Regions from separate parts of the Homo sapiens genome. Here region 1 is linked to region 2. Evidence: read pairs that join two places in POLR2A ChIA-PET (ENCODE). Cell type or tissue: CD4-positive, alpha-beta T cell. All regions are shown on one strand. Links, peaks and the distances in the headings refer to the core of each region. The heading gives the core; the rest is flanking DNA.

Region 1 (8,073 bases), core at 3,441-5,940, 130 kb before region 2:
CTCAGTAGGGCAGGAAGAAATTTCTGGATTCTTCTCATTCTACCTGAGAGCAGAGGAAGACCTCTAGAAGCTGAGCTCAAATTCCCCCTCTGCTTAACCGTAGCTCGCCATTTTCTTTGCTCTAACATGACTGTTCCATATGACACAAGGAATATCTTCCAAAGCAGTTTCCTCCCAGAGTCCTGAAAGGAAACTAGGAAAATGTAAATGTCCTCTGCTTCTGGCTTTCCCATATCTACCAGGTAGAAGCGTGATGCAAGATTCTCACCACCCCATGTCTTCTCTCCTTCCCAAAATTCATCAGGACTCAAGGGGGAGATTTTCACTTCTTTTCCTCTCTGGAATGCTCTTCTGCCACTTGTCTTTCTTCTTCTCAGGGCAACAAAACTTCATGCCCAGGTTAATTGCAGAAAACGGTGTCCCCTCTATGCTACAGAAGAATCTCTAAGACCTAGTTCGACTAAGCTGGCTTTTAATACACTAAAAAGGCCAAAGAAGTTTTGAAAAGCCCTTTCTAATTGGCAAGTCCTGGTTTCACAAAACTATTAAATTAAAAAAAAAAACTAAAAGATTTTTTAAAATAATTCCTACTCTGGGCATCAAAAGCTAGATAGTTTTCATTTTGCATTCCTATTATAGAAACCCTATTCCTCCTTGAGGCAAATGGATGCTTCTGGCAGCATGGGAAGGGAGACACCAGAAAAAAATTCATGAGGAAAACACTCCAATAAATTGCAAAGAATAAATTCCCAGCACAGTGCTCTCAACACTCTTTTCTTGAGTATCTAGTATGTGCCAGACTCCAGGCAGAAGCTATGAGGCCAGTGTGGCTCACTCGGGTGTGAGTGGTGTGGAGCACAGATACGTAGCTGGTGCAGAAGAGTTCAGTTGGTAATCAGCTCTGCCCAGGATTTCAGAGAATTGGCTCTGAAGTATGAATGAAGTTGGACACAGAGTCAAGGGGAGGAAGGAAGTCCAGGCAAAAGGAGTGCTGTGTACAAAGACACAGAGACGTGAAATATCTGCCCCATTCAACGGATTTCAAATAGCCTAATATGACTCAATGTAGAGAGGTTGGGGAGCAAACACCATAGCATAAATGATTTTCATAGCATGAAAAGGAAGACTGTGATCAGCTTGTGTTTAAGAAAGATCACTCTAGCTTCAGTATGGATAGAGTGGAGAGGGTTGAGAGTAGAGGCCAGGAAACTAGCTAATAACAGTAACAATAATAACAATTGCCAACACAGTGCTCCCTGCGTGACAGGTATATATTTAATCCTCACAACAATAACAACCCATGAGGTAGGTGCAATTAGTGTCCTCCTTTAACAGGAGACTGAGGCTGAGAGAGGCTTGCCTTCCTAACATCCATCATACAGCCAGCAAATGGCAGAGCCAGAAAATGAATGCAGGCAGCCTGACTCCTGCATTCACATTCTGGCTCTGCTCTTTGCTGGCTGTATGATGCCTGCAGAGCTCAGGCTTTGCAGCAATCCAGGTCAGGATAATGGTGACCAAGGATTGTGGTAAGCAGAATAAAGCCTCGCCTACCAAAGATGTCCACTCCCTAATTCCCAGCACCTGTGACTACATTAGGCTGCATGGCAAAAGGGGATTAAGGTTGCAGATGGAAACTTTTAACTCACCTTAAAATATGGAGACTGTTCTGGACCATCTGGGTGGCCTAAAGTAATCAAAGGGTCCTTAAGAGTGGAAAAGGGAGGCAGAAAAAAAGGATCAGAGAAAGAAATGTGATCATGAAAGCCAGGCAGAGAGCTGTAACATTGCTGGATGTGGAGATAGGGGAAGGGGCCACAAGTCAAGGACTGCAGATGGCCTTTGAAAACTGGAAAAGGCAAAGAAGCAGATTCTCTCTCCTAAGCCTCCAGAAAGAAATGCAGCCCTACCAAGTCCTTCATTTTAGCCCAATGAGATCCATATCAGACTTCTAGCCTACACAACTATAAGATAATACATTTGTATTGTTTTCAGCCACTAAGTGTGTGGTAAATTGTTACGGCAGCCATAGGACGTCGATAATAATGATGGTGAAGAAACCACCAATTCAAAGCACATTTTGGAGGTTAAATTCACCTCCTAAAGGATTTAGAGATCCAGTAGATAACTAGTGCCTTGCCAGTTGGAACGTGGTTCCAGGATGATATGAAAGGAGATGAAGTGAACTCAAAAGACTCCATTTTCTTCTCTGAATCTAAAGTCACTTAACCGATATACTATGTTTTGATTCCTCCAAACCATAGCCTCATCCATTTGTTCCATACTTTTCTGCTTTTTTTTATTTGACTTCCCTCATTCAGCCTTTCTATTTGTATCAACAGCTTCACCAGAAATTCTCTGCATTTTTTCTCTCCATTTTCTCAACCCATAATTACCAGATTCAGACCTTTAGTGGACTGAAAAAGTATCAAATGATCTTTGTCTCCTTCTACCTCCTTCTGGTACATTTTCCAGTTTTCTCTTCATATGTTCTCTCAAGAAATAACTCCAATACACTCTTTGATGAGATTTTGCCTTATAAGACACAGACATCCCCCCAGGGAGCTTCCACTACTGGGGAGCCCAGGCCATCAACACTAACAATAAAGTGTGACATGGTGGAAATACCCAACCTAGTGTAAGGAGAGGAGGCCTTCAGGGAAAGCCATAAGCTTCTGCATGGGTGTCTTTAGAAAGCAATTTCCCATCATACTTCTCTTAGCTTTTGATTTTGCAAGCAGGGAAATGTCTGCCTAAAAGCTAAGAACTGGGCTCAGGCAGGCTTGACAGAAAAAGTGCTTGCACTTGCACAATATCAGAATCACAGCCACCTAAGGTGACCCAAGCCCTACCTTTTACTTGTCACATCAAAGGAGAAAACATAAAGAGAGGAGATATCCTGATTTTCTGATATTTAAATTTGCTTTACAGAGGAAATAAAATAGTTCATTTAATGGGAATAAACATTCAACTTAAAGTCACAAATATATTCTGGGGGAAAAAAGTTACCATCTGTTCCCTCTACTTGAATATAAGTTTGTTTTCTATATACAGAATGACTGCATCTATCCAAAAAGTATATGTTGAGCTGAGTGCAGCAACAAAGACATCAGTGACATAGTCCCTGACTTCTAGGACTTAAAATCTGCTTGAAAAAAAACAAAACATACAACCTTGAAGCACTATAATAATAATAGTCACAATACTTTTTTTAGCTCTTTTTACATATGATTTTATCTACCGTTAAATTATAAAAGCAGCGCAGAAAAAGTCTGCTGAATTTCAGAGAAAGGAGCTAGAAGGGGTTCATAGTTCTGGAAGGCTGGAGGGAGGATGCAGTATCTCAGTTGGCCCTGGAAGATGGCCTGGAGAAGCACCAGAAAATCTGAAACATACAAAACCAGAGAAGTAGAATATTCATGAGAAGGCTAAGGGAACCGTAAATAGATCAGTTTGGCCAAAACGAAGGTTACAAGGGGAGATGTTGCCAGATCATGGAAGACTTCCACTCTTTTCAAAAGGGGTATTTGCTGGGAGCATCAGAAACCACACACGACCATGGTGCAGTTTTCTTACATGTCCATTTTCTCTGAAGCTTTGGAAAGGAAAGTTCGGTCTGTAAACTTGTTTTACATATTATTTTCATAGAAATGCAAACATTGGTACATTTTTAAGTAAAAAATAGAAATTTGCATGAATGTTTAAGATAAAAACATTTCAAAGAATGTTGTCCCTTGCAGCAGGACCTCAAACCCTGAACGTTCACCTTCCCAGACTCTTTCTGCTCTGTCATCCCCAACCCCAGACAACTGATAAGCTCAGTCTGGTGCAACTCCTCTCATTTCCCAGTTTGACTCCTCTCCCGCCGGCTGACACTGTGCCAGCTCAGGTTCTTATCAGCTATCACTCAGGTTATTGCAGTTGAATCCTACCTGGACCTGCTGCCTCCCCATCATTCCTTTCCCCTCTCCTTCTACACTATGCCCAGGGTTGTCTTTCTTTCTTCTTTTTTTTTTTTTTGTTTTTTTGTTTGTTTGTTTGTTTGTTTGGAGATGGAGTCTCGCTCTGTCGCCCAGGCTGGAGTGCAGTGGTGCGATCTCGGCTCACTGCAACCTCTGCCTACCGATGTGAGCCATGTGAGCCACCACGCCTGGCCTCCTTCTGGTATTTTCTTTTTTTTGAGACGGAGTCTCACTCTGTCACCCCAGCTGGAGTGCAATGGCACTATCTAGGCTCATTGCAACCTCCACCTCCTGGGTTCAAGTGATTCTCCTGCCTCAGCCTCCTAAGTAGCTGGGACTACAGGCGCATGCCACCACGCCTAGCTAATTTTTCTATTTTTAGTAGAGACGGGGTTTCACCATGTTGGCCAGGATGGTCTAGTTCTCTTGACCTCCTGATCCGCCTGCCTCAGCCTCTCAAAGTGCTGGGATTACAGGCGTGAGCCACCCCACCAGGGTCATCTTTCTAGAAGGAAAATGGAATCATACTACCCACAGCTGTAGCCCTTTTAGTCTCATCTCCACCTTTCACCTGTGCCCCAGCTACACCAACTCCCAACCAACCCACCAACAGCCACCCCAGGAAGTTCACTGGCTGGGCTTTTTTGTACCACATCCGTCCTGCACACACTGTCCTCATCCACCTGACAAACACCTCATATGTTGAGAAAACATTTCCTGCAAACATTGCTCCAACAATTTGCCTCCTTATACCACACTATCCTTGGAGAAACCAAAACCTCAATAAGTTCTCTTGAAGGGACTTTCTTTTCTTCTATTCCTGGGATAACTTATTATCCTCCATGTTTTTCAGCTCTATTTCCCAGTTTTCTTGAGAATCATCAGAAATCTGCCAATATTTTATTATCTGAGAAATACTTCTGAGGCAACAGAAACAGGACACTGTCTTTTAGATCTTTTATCTTCCACATAGCCAATCCCAAAGCACAAATCATTTAAAATGGCTCAATAAACATATATAACTGGCTTACTATGATGTGTTGGGAACTTTCTTAGGTGCCGAGGATAAAGAGATGAGTGAGACACAACCCTGCATTGAAGAAATTAACAATTTTCTTTTTCGTTCTTTCTTTTTTTTTTTTTTTTTTTTTTTTTTTTTTGAGACAGACTCTCACTCTGTCGCCCAGGCTGGAATGCAGTGGTGCGATCTCAGCTCAGTGCAACCTCCGCCTCCTGGGTTCAAGCAATTCTCCTGCCTCAGCCTCCCATGTAGCTGGGATTACAGACATGCACCACCACACTTGGCTAATTTCTGTATTTTCAGTAGAGATGGGGTTTCACCATGTTGGCCAGGCTGGCTGGAGCTCCTGACCTCAAGCAATCTGCCCACCTCAGTCTCCCAAAATGCTAGGATCACAGGCATGTGCCACCACCCCCAGCTGAGAAATTAACAATTTTCTAAGTATCTCTATTTCCAGCCCATGCCCAGAGCCATTTCTTAGCTACCACGGAATATGGGTCTCACTCAGTCACTGGTTGCACCAGGAAATAGGCCTAGGAGAGCCCCAAAGAGAAAGCTGCTCAGTGAGTCTAACCACACAGAAAGAATCCTACATCACCACCACGCAAAGGCGGTGGTTTTACTTTGAAATAACAGGTTATTGGGCCCTGGCTTCTCCCCTTTATTCTTCTGTGTTAATCCACTTCGCTCGGTCTCTTTCAGTACAGAACAGGTACAGCCAGGTACTCCCAGTTCAAAAACAACTTTATTTTCTCTGAATAGAGACCTTTCAATAGAAGAAACATAACTTGATCATTGTAATTTAAGCCTCAGCATTCTCTTTAGCTTGGGACTAGTCAACATGGTTATCAGTCTTCTCTGGTTATCCCTGCCTCAACTCAAATTTTTTTGCTTGATCTATTCTTCATTGCCCATAACCACCCACCCCCACCTTCTTAATAATTCCATTCCCATAAAACAGTGCCAGAGCAACTTCTTTCAGGTATGAGCTGATAAGTTTCCTTCTGCTTGGCTGTCACGGAAATTGCTTTCTCCATGGTTTCCGGGACCCTGATTTGGTCTGGGTCTCAGATGCTGCCCTTGAAGTCTTCCTGAACTCATCTGTTACTTTTCTGGCATTCCGCCAAAGGATATTGTCCAGGAAGGTATCTTTACCTGATCTTATTCATTTCTTCATCTTCCTCACAATGTTTAAGCTTCTAAAACCCCCATCAGAACTCAGCCAGCCAGCTAAAGTCTATAGAGTCCCTGAAAGGGATCAAAAAAAATTAATAACTATGGGCAAAGCAGAAGTAGGATCAGGTCAATAGTATCAGTCACTACCTTAGCTAAATACTAGAGAAAGAGAGACAAGGAGATACTGTAACCTAAATCCATGAGCCCAAATGAGTGCCCGAGAAGTGTATGAGACACTGGGCTTTGGGTCAGAGAGTTGGCACATTTGTGTCCCGGGAAAAATCAGCTCTACCAGCCAAAAGACAAAGGCATTTCATCAGTTTCATGAGAGATTTTTCTCTGACAGCTGCCCAGGATTATCTCTCATCCTTGAAACCAGAGGGCTTAGGTAGCTCTGGTCAGCTCTGCCACAGATGTATAGTCAGTATCTCCACAGGAACATTTAAGAGCTTTTGAGTCTTTGTCAGTATCATCTGTTAAAAGGCTCATGGTCTCCTTGCTAACACAAATATTGACCCACTAAAGACTGAATGGGATGGTCATGGGCCCTCTTCAACTCCTTATGAACCTCATTCTCCTCTTATTTTGCTAATAGTTCCTAAGTTGATTAATTGATCAGGTAAATCCAACCAGACTGAATTCTCAAAGGGCAAAAATATGTGTAATTATCTTTCTGTGTTTTCCCCAACAATTAGGACCATTCTGGGCACGCAGTGGCCTGAGACTCACAGCAGGTCACCTGATGCTATCCCTTTGATGGTACCCACAGCTGCCACTCCCTGACCTTACGAGTGCTCATTCTGACCCTCCACCTTCTCAAAAACTCGCTCTGCAGGCTCAATATTTGCTTAAACATAAGCAAATCTACACACTTCAGCTGACCCAGGGTTGCAGATTGATAGGGATTTATTCTGGACTCATCATAAATGCTTGTATTATAAATATGATTTAGCACTTAACCATGAATCCCCCTGTATTGTTCTCCAGTTGTGTGCACTTCTCGAACAACATAATTGCATGGTGGTAAAGAGCTCTGACTTTGAACTGACATGGTTCAAATCCTAACTTCTCAACTTACAGTAGAATAAATTAAAATACCTATAATTTTTATGGTGTTACTGTGAGATTACATAAACTAGCGCACGTCAAATGCTGTGTCTGGCACAGAATAAGGCTCTCTAAGTGCCAGTCTTATCATAATCCCCAAGTGGGGCAAGGAACATCTTCTACTCCTCATTTACCCCTTATAATCTAAGCACACAATAAACGCTAGGCACACGATGGGTGTTTAATACATGCTGACCAACTGACTGAATAACTTCCCCAATATGACTGCATTCTTCCAAGGCTGATAAAAACATTTCTGCCCAAGAATTCTATGAAAATTTTTATAGCTGCTTTTTAGGCTCACACTTTGACTTATCATCCCATTGACCTCCTCTCCATCACATACTCCTTTAAAGTAAGAAAGAATTCCCCGTGCTGTTCCAGTGGCTAAAGGTCTCATGGCTGCAGCAGTGAGTCAGCAGCTCACCCTGCAGCTGGCAGCTCAGACCCAACCGTGGCCCACTGTGCTCAGTGTGTCCTGCAGCAGCCACGGGTATTCCCAAGGACACTGCAGCATCCCACCTGGGGCACTGCAGTTATCTCAGGTCCATGCCTCACTGCAGCTTGAAGCCTGATGCTGATGAGTGTGCAGAAGAGCTGCTTCACTTCAGCTGCCTTTAAGCCCCTGGCCACTTCTGGTCCCCAAAGCCTACAGTTAAGGAAACAGAGCACATTCCCGCAAACAGAATCCTCAATAGGGCGGCCTGGCAGCCATCTGCATACTGGGCAAAGCACATGCAAAGCTGCATCCATTGGTCTGAAAAGCATCCTTTTTATTACTGACTGTGTCTAGCCAAACCTTGGGCA
Region 2 (8,073 bases), core at 2,229-4,728:
ATTACACCAATTCAGTTCAGCAAATGTTTATTGGGCACCTACAATAGGCAAGGCACAGTACCAGCTGCTGTGGGTTACAAAGACAAGAAGGCTAGGCCTCACCCTCGAGAGGCTTACAGTCTAATAGGGAGAGACACACTCACAGGTAACAAAAATACAAGGCAAAATGAGGTGAGCTCTATGGCAGAGGCAAAAACAACGGGAGAACAGCGAGCAGAGATAGATCAGACATATCTCAGCAGATCAGATGTTGGATGCAGGGAGTGACGTTTCAGCCAGGCTCTGGGAGGTGGGTCGGATTCGCACAGGTGAACTGGAAAAAAGAGGACACTAAGGCACAGGCAAGGTATAGAGGTGGGAAAGTGCAATGAATGTTCAGAGAACAGAGATGCCTGCCTTGACCAATACATAGGAGGCCAACAGGATAACAGAGGGACCTAAGCTGGGGAAGTGGTTTCAGGCCAGATGGTGTGATCGCTCGTAGTAGGATTTCTTTCTTTCTTTCTTTCTTTCTTTTTTTTCAAATGAAACAAAGCCTTGATCTACCACCCAGGCTGGAGTGCAATGCCACAATCATAATTCACTGCAGCCTCAACCTCCTGAGATCAAGCGATCCTCCTCTAAGTAGTTGGGACTATAGGCACAGGCCACCATGCCCAGCTAATTTTGTGTGCATGACTATTTTTTGTAGAGACAGGCTCTCACTTTGTTGCACAAGCTGGTCTCGAACTCCTGACCTCAAGCGATCCTCTTACCTTGGCCTCCAAAAGGGCTGAGATTATAGGCTTAAACTACCACACCCAGTTATAGTGAGGAGAATTGACTTCATTCCACTGGTAATGGTGAACCATTGAAGGTTTCTGAGCAGAGGAGTGACATGACTTCATTTCCACAAGTCTGGGCACACTGCTGTTTGTAATACATGATTAGCTTTATTCTTTTTGTTAACCTTACTCTATGGCTTACACCCCATCCTGGTCTCAAAGCAGAAGTGTGAACCTGAGCCCTGTGGCCACACATACTTTCCAGGCTTCACAAAGCAGGAAGCAGTGGCCTTAGCTAGGTAAACTCTGAGCTCATTTAACAGCTTTGCACCTTCTCCACAGAAAAGGAAGTGAGGCTTTCCAGAACGATTTGAGAATAAGAGGCAGGGCACAAGGATGGTACTTAACAAACTTCTGTCACCTAAGCATGGCAAGAATAAGCTGCAGAGAAAATGGGAGTGCAGAAGAAAATGGTGGAGAGATGCAAATGATCTAACTAGCATCATCCAAACTGAACCCTCTCCCAGTATGACTTCTGTAATAACCCACCTCCACCTCCAGCTAGTGGGAAGGGAGATTCCACAGTCTGACTCACTAGATCAGTTGATGGGGTTTCTAAGCACTCTACACATGGAAGGATCGCTGTGCAAAGAGGCTCCTAGGATCCTGCTTAACCATCCAGTGAGGAAGGAGAATGGTGCCCACCCGCTCCTGGGCCACCCCAGCCCGCGAAGGGATGCGAGGCCACTGCTGTCCAGGTGGACACAGCAATGCTGGTTAGCGAGGGCTCCCCCAGAACCTCCACACCAGCCGAAGTGGGTGCTTGGGTGGAGAGCACAGAAGGGGGTGAAGTCACAGCTGGGTTTCCGAGGAGAAATGCTCCTGGGGTGCTGGCGTGCACCTCCGGGCCTGGCCCACTGGGGCCTCCGGCACCATTGCTGATGGTCCACAGGCACGGGTAGGGGCTGCAGAGACAGAGAAAGAGGGGAAGGGAATGTTCACTGGCACTCCAAGGAAGGAGTGCCACCTGACAAGCATGTACACAGTGCTGAGAAGGGCATGGTTACAGGAGGGCTTCTGGCCATGGCTTTATTTCTAGCTATGACGCAGATTGGTCCTGTTTCTGCAGAAAAGCTAAGAGAAGCAGCAAAGTATGGTGGAATAATGATAAGATTAAGTATTCTGGTACTGGCCCGGCCACCAGCGAATTATTTGGTTTTAGACACAGAATTTCATTTATCTGGGCTCCCTTGCAGCCTATGTAAAATTGGCAGGGCAGTAGAAAAAAAGGTATTAAAACTGTATGATTTCTGCATATGATCTCTCCCTGGCCAATGTGGCATAATAACCAGGAAACATCACTGTCAGAAGACTTAAGTTTAAATCCCAGCTCTACCACTTAATTAGCTCTGTGGCCTTGGCTAGATTATTTAATATCTCTGAGTGTCAATTTCTCATCTTCAAGATGTGGATTCATAATTTTACCTACCTTACAGAGATTGCTACAAGGATTAAATAAGAGGAGTATATGGTCCTTAGCATGTAGTACTCAGTAAATGGTGGTTGTTAACATTAATTCTTCCATTCCTGGTCTCCGCCTGTGAGCTCTGGTGCCTGGCTGAAAGGCTGGGAGCTACAACATTTTCTTTGCCTTCTCTAGTTCTGTAGCACAGGTTCACACACTTGATTGCACATTCGGCACATTGGAATCACTAGGGGGGGTTTTTAAAGTAATATTGGTGCCTGGATCCCACTCTCACCCCACTCCCCTGCCCCAGAGATTCTGATTGAACTGATCTGGCATGCAGCCTGAGTACGAGGATTTTTTTAAGTTTCCCAGGTGACTGTAATGTACAGCCAAGCTTGCACCTTAATATAGATGCAGTTGGAACAGGTGCAATGAACCCAATGTTTTCGGCCTGTAGTCATCACTATGTTTCTTACATTTTAGAGTTTCTGCATTGCCCAACACTGTATTGCTTGATAATATGCTTATTATCCAATGGCAATATTGAATACATTTGTTTTGTTTTGTTTCTAACAAAATATTTATGGAGTCAGGAATGAGTTAAACACACCAACAGGGAAGCCAGAGTTGGCAATGCCATCCTTCACCTGGTGCCATTTTTCAATGCTACAGGCCTCTTTGGACCATATGAAACCTTCAGCAGCCCATCCTCTGAGCTCTCTCTGAGCTAGCTCAGCTTATGGGGATTCTGGCCCCAATCTTCAGAAGATGCTCTTCTACATTATCTCTTACAGACCCTTTCTGATGCCTCCTGGGCCAGTGGGAGAACCATGGGCTCTGAGAGGTACTGCTTACTGCAGAACCTTCAGGAAGTTTTTAAGGCCTCTGAGCTTCAGTTTCTTCATCAGCAAAATAGGAATTTTAATACCTGCCTTATAGTTGTCTTTGAGTACTACAGATGACTTATATATGGATGACTTATATATATGTAAGTATCTAGTATACAACTTGGCACATGATTGTTTAATATCTTCAGGGAACCTCATCTTCACTCTCTTTCTCACTTCCTACCACAGCCCAAATCAATGTTTTTCCCTCAGATCCTCTAGATCAGTGTCAAATGCAAATGATCCTCTAGATCAGCGTCAAAATGCAAACCATAAATGCCAACTACATGTGTAAGTTTAAATTTTCTAGTAGCCACATTTAGAAAAAAATTAATTTATTAATATTTTATTTAACAAAAATATTCAAAATATTATTTCAACATGCATTTGATGTAAATATATATATTTATATGTATATATTTACATCATAATATTTACATAATAACATCTATATTTACATATACTGTTATATTTTTATATATTTATATATTTTTAATATATATTTTATAGATATTAAAATATATATTTTTATACAAATTATATATATTAAAATATATATTATCTATTTTATATATAAGTCTATATTATATTTAAAAATATAAAAATATATGTAATATAGTGGTATATATATTTTATATTTTTTTATATATATATATAAAAAACTGGGATTTTTATTCTTTGTTTCACACTAAATCTTCAAAATCCTATGTGAGTATTACACTCAACTTGGACTAGCTGCATTTCAAGTGTTTGACAACTACAGGTGGCTGGTGGCTGCTGCACTGGACAGCACAGCTCTACACCCTTGTGGGCCACAGCAATATCAGCAACACCCAGGAACTTGGTAGAAATGCAGAATCTCAGGCCCCCACCCAAACCTACCAATCAGATTCTGCATTTTAACAACAACCCCAGGTGATTCTAAGCCACTACATTCTCCTAACCTTTCCTAACTTTTTCTGGACTTACAAATCACAAGTCATCTGATGTCTTCCCAAATCCCATCCTTTTTTTTTTTTTGGAGGCAGAGTTTCGCTCTTGTTGCCCAGGCTGGAGTGCAGTGCCTCAGCTCACTGCAACCTCCGCCTCCTGAGTTCAAGTGATACTCCTGCCTCAGCTTCCCAAGTAGCTGGGATTACAGGCATGCACCACCACGCCTGGCTAATTTTTGTATTTTTAGTAGAGATGGGGTTTCACCATGTTGGCCAGGCTGGTTTCAAACTCCTGACTTGAGGGGATCTACCTGCCTCGGCCTCCCAAAGTGCTGAGATTACAAGTGTTAGCCACCGCACCCCGCCAAGCCTCATCTTTTAATTTTGAATCCACTTTGGACCTTCTCAAAATTCTGCATAACCATATTGAACATAATAGCTGACATTTACACAGAATGTTACTGCTTACAAAGCACGTTAATGCATTTTCTCATTTCTGCATTTGATGCTCACAGTAACTCTGCAAAGTAGGTCATATTATTTCCATGATACCGATAAGAAAGCTGAAGCTCAGTAAGGCTAAGAAAATTGCCCAAAGCCACAAAATCACTACTAAGAGGTAGAACTGGGACTCAAACCCCTGCCTGTCAGACTCAAAGGGGCCTTCTCTTCCCACTTCACCACTCAGATTTCTAGAAGTCAGAACTTAATGCAGGTTGCTAGTGTGAGGATTAAACCATGGGGTCCCCCATGCTACACTTAACTCTGTTACCAGGGTCGTGAGGCCAGGCATCCACAATATGTCCCCCTTTTAGGATGGGTGACTCATGGGAAAATGGACAATCATGGGTCTTGACTTCTCAGTGTATATTTATACTTTTCCTCTTCAATTCCTCTACAGTCAGTATCTATTTGCTACCACCATAGTTTAAAGTATTTCTGACTGGTTTAAGACAAATGATCCCAGGCCATAATGTCTTTATCCTTTTATTTATTTATTTGTTTATTTTTTGAGACGGAGTTTCACTCTTGTTGCCCAAGCTGGAGTGCAATGGCGCAATCTCAGCTCACTGCAACCTCTGCCTCCTGGGTTCAAGCGATTCTCCTGCCTCAGCCTCCTGAGTAGCTAGGATTACAGGCATGCGCCACCATGCCCAGCTAATTTTTGTATTTTTAGTAGACATGGGGTTACACTATGTTGGCCAGGCTGGTCTGGAACTGCTGACCTCAGGTGATCCACCTGCCTTGGCCTCCCAAAGTGCTGGGATTACAGGTGTGAGCCACTGCACCCGGCCTATCCTTCTAAATAAAAGAAACAGTATATGACTGAGCTGTTTCTCCCCTTATGAAAGAACTCCACCCTGTTGCCACCTTGACTTCTTAGTGTTTTAGAAGTCAAGACAATAGGTTAGACCAAGCCACCCTAGGAAAAAGAATGAACTTGAGTCCCCAGTGCTAAAGTAAACCCCCAAGACGACCAATGAGCGAGTTGATGGTGTTGGTCTTACCTGGGCCCTGGATTGATTGGTCCGTTGGTGTGGGGTACAGACAGGATGCTGGCATGGGGTGTGGAGGATAAGGAAGTCCAGCTGTCAGGTCCCGAGAAAACTTGCAGATTATTGCTTGAGCTTTCTATCAAATTCACTTGGGGAAATAACAACAGTTGAATTGATAGCAAATGTAGAAGACATAAAGATGGTGACCAGTGACATTATCCTAGGGCAAAATATAACCATGGCTTGCACTACAGGCACCAACAGTTTGTTAGTTCTTTCTCAGGGAAATAGAAAATAAAAAGAAACGTGGGTTTCCTCAATGTCAACCATATGCCAGGTGTCATTCATAGTTTAATCTTCACACCAGTGACTCCTTAACTCCATCTTATAGATACGCCTCAGGGTGGTAGAATGATTTGCCCTGGGTAACACCGATCTGTCTAACTCATTTCACCACAGTCACTCTCTTTTAAGAAGGGACCATACCAGCCTCCCCTCAAGCTAAGCCTAAGGGCCACCAGTGCCCCAGATGAGATTTCTGAGGTCCAGGAACTTATTCTTCTCGGCCATCCCTGAGTAGGTTTAAATATCTCAAGCACAGTGCCTTTTGGCCCGGCATGGTGCCCACACCTGTAATCCTGGCACTTTGGGAGTCCAAGGCAGGGGAATCCCTTGAGCCCAGGAATTTGAGACCTCTCTGGGCAACACAGAGAGACACCATCTCTACAATTAAAAAAAAAAAAAATTAAGAAAAAAACATACCTTTTTACAAAAAGAAGAACATAATATGATCTCACTTATATGTGGACTCTAAGAAAGTTGAATACATAGAAGCTGAGAGTACAACAGTGGTTACCAGGGGTGGGAAGCTGGGGAAATGAGATATTGGTCAAAGGATATAAAGTTGCACTTGTGTAGGATGAATAAGTCTAGAGATCTAACTTACAATCTGAAGACTATAGTTAATAATATTGTACTGTGTACTGGAAATTTGCTAAGAGAATAGATTTCAGGTGCTCTCATCATGAAAAAAAGTAACTATGTGAGGAGATGGACATGTTAATTTGCTTGACAGCAGTAATCACTTCACTATGCATATGTATATCAAAACGTCATGTTGTACACCTTGAATATATACAGTTTTTATGGGGGTGGGGGAAGAATGTCTTCCATTTCTTTGAATCTCTATTTGCATAAATAGTATACAAATAAGAGAGAGGAAGAAGGCAGAGGGAGGGAGGAAGGAAGGGAAAAGGGGGAGAAGGGAGAGAGAGAAGGAAGATTCCAACGTCTATCTCTGGTGCTATGGTTTGAATGTGTCCCCCAAGGTTCATGTGTTGGGAACTTAATTCCCAATGCAAGAGTGTTGAGAGGTGGGGCCTTTAAGAGGTGACTAGGCCATGGGGGCTCTACCCTCAGGAATAGGCTAATGTCAGTATTGCAGGAATGGGTTTCTGATAAAAGGATGGGTTTAGCCTCCTGCCCTCTCCCCCTCTTTCCCCCACCATCCATGTGATGCCTTTCGCAATGTTATGATACAGCCAAAAAACCCTTACCATATGCTGGCACCTTAATCTTAAACTCCCCAGCCTCCAGGACTATGAGAAAATAAAGGTCTATTGCTTATAAATTACCCAATCTCAAGTATTTTGTTATAGCGCCACAAAGGGGACTAAGACACCTGGCCATGTCTCTTCTTTTTACGATCTGGCACTTCCAAGCTCTCCAGCCCTAACTCTTACATCTTCCATCTGTCCCCACTCCCCCTACACTCTGCTCCAAAGCTGTTCCCAGACAACCTAGGGTCTTTCCCCTTTCTGTATCTTTGCTCAGCCCACTCTCTCTACCTGGAATGCCCTGCACCTCTGCCTTTGGCACATGTCATCCTCCACCTTTTACCCCTGCCCACTCCCACTCTGTCCTTTTCTATTCATCTTTCAAGGCTCCATTTAAATGTTAACCCCTCTGGGCAGCCTTTGCTCCTCCACCAGGCATATCTAGCTGCTCTTTTTCCTTCATTCACATGGCACCCTGACTTATGTGTTTTATAGACTGTTTCTCAAATTCTAGAGCGCTTATGAATCCCCTGGTGATCTTGTTAAAATGCAGACCCTGACTCAGGAGTAGAGCCTGAAAGTCTACATTTCTAACAAGTTCCCAGGTGATGTTTCTGCATTACATTAGGATTCATTATTTACGTATTTGTGTAACCCCGAGCTCCTCCAGGGAAGAAGCTATATCTTTTTTTTTTTTTTTTTTTTTTGAGATGGCGTCTTGCTCTTGTTGCCCAGGCTAGAGTGCAGTGGCACAATCTTGGCTCACTGCAGCCTCTGCCTCCCGGATTCAAGCAATTCTCCTGCCTCAGCCTCCCAAGTAGCTGGGATTACAGGCGCCAACGACCACGCCTGGCTAGTTTTTGTATTTTTAGTAGAGACGGGGTTTCGCCATGTTGGCCAGGCTACTCTCGAACTCCTGATCTTGTGATCCGCCCGCCTCAGCCTCCCAAAGTGCTGGGATTACAGGCGT

Evidence for each region. ChIA-PET counts read pairs that join two places held together with the same protein. Peaks named below come from ENCODE experiments on the same cell type or tissue, not always from the same donor. Only the 100,000 strongest peaks of a DNase experiment are listed, where the experiment ranks them.
Region 1: POLR2A ChIA-PET joins it to region 2 with 8 read pairs; 2 of 35 experiments call an interaction of 5 or more read pairs at or near these places.

The regions. Positions count from the first base shown.
Region 1 is chr1:168,441,579-168,449,651 of GRCh38, reverse strand. The region is part of intron 4 of LOC125312414 (a long non-coding RNA gene); the gene reads left to right. Among named protein-coding and RNA genes, the nearest start is that of MIR557, 70 kb to the right of the region's middle. In CD4-positive, alpha-beta T cell, for the core only: no CTCF peak of the experiment used is centred there; DNase peaks (open chromatin) are centred at 4,591 and 5,561; H3K27ac peaks cover 488 bases.
Region 2 is chr1:168,306,364-168,314,436 of GRCh38, reverse strand. TBX19 (T-box transcription factor 19) reads right to left here. Exons shown (of 8, transcript NM_005149.3): 7 at 5,560-5,695; 8 at 11-1,729. The coding sequence ends at 1,435. Among named protein-coding and RNA genes, the nearest start is that of TBX19, 30 kb to the right of the region's middle. In CD4-positive, alpha-beta T cell, for the core only: no CTCF peak of the experiment used is centred there; no DNase peak of the experiment used is centred there.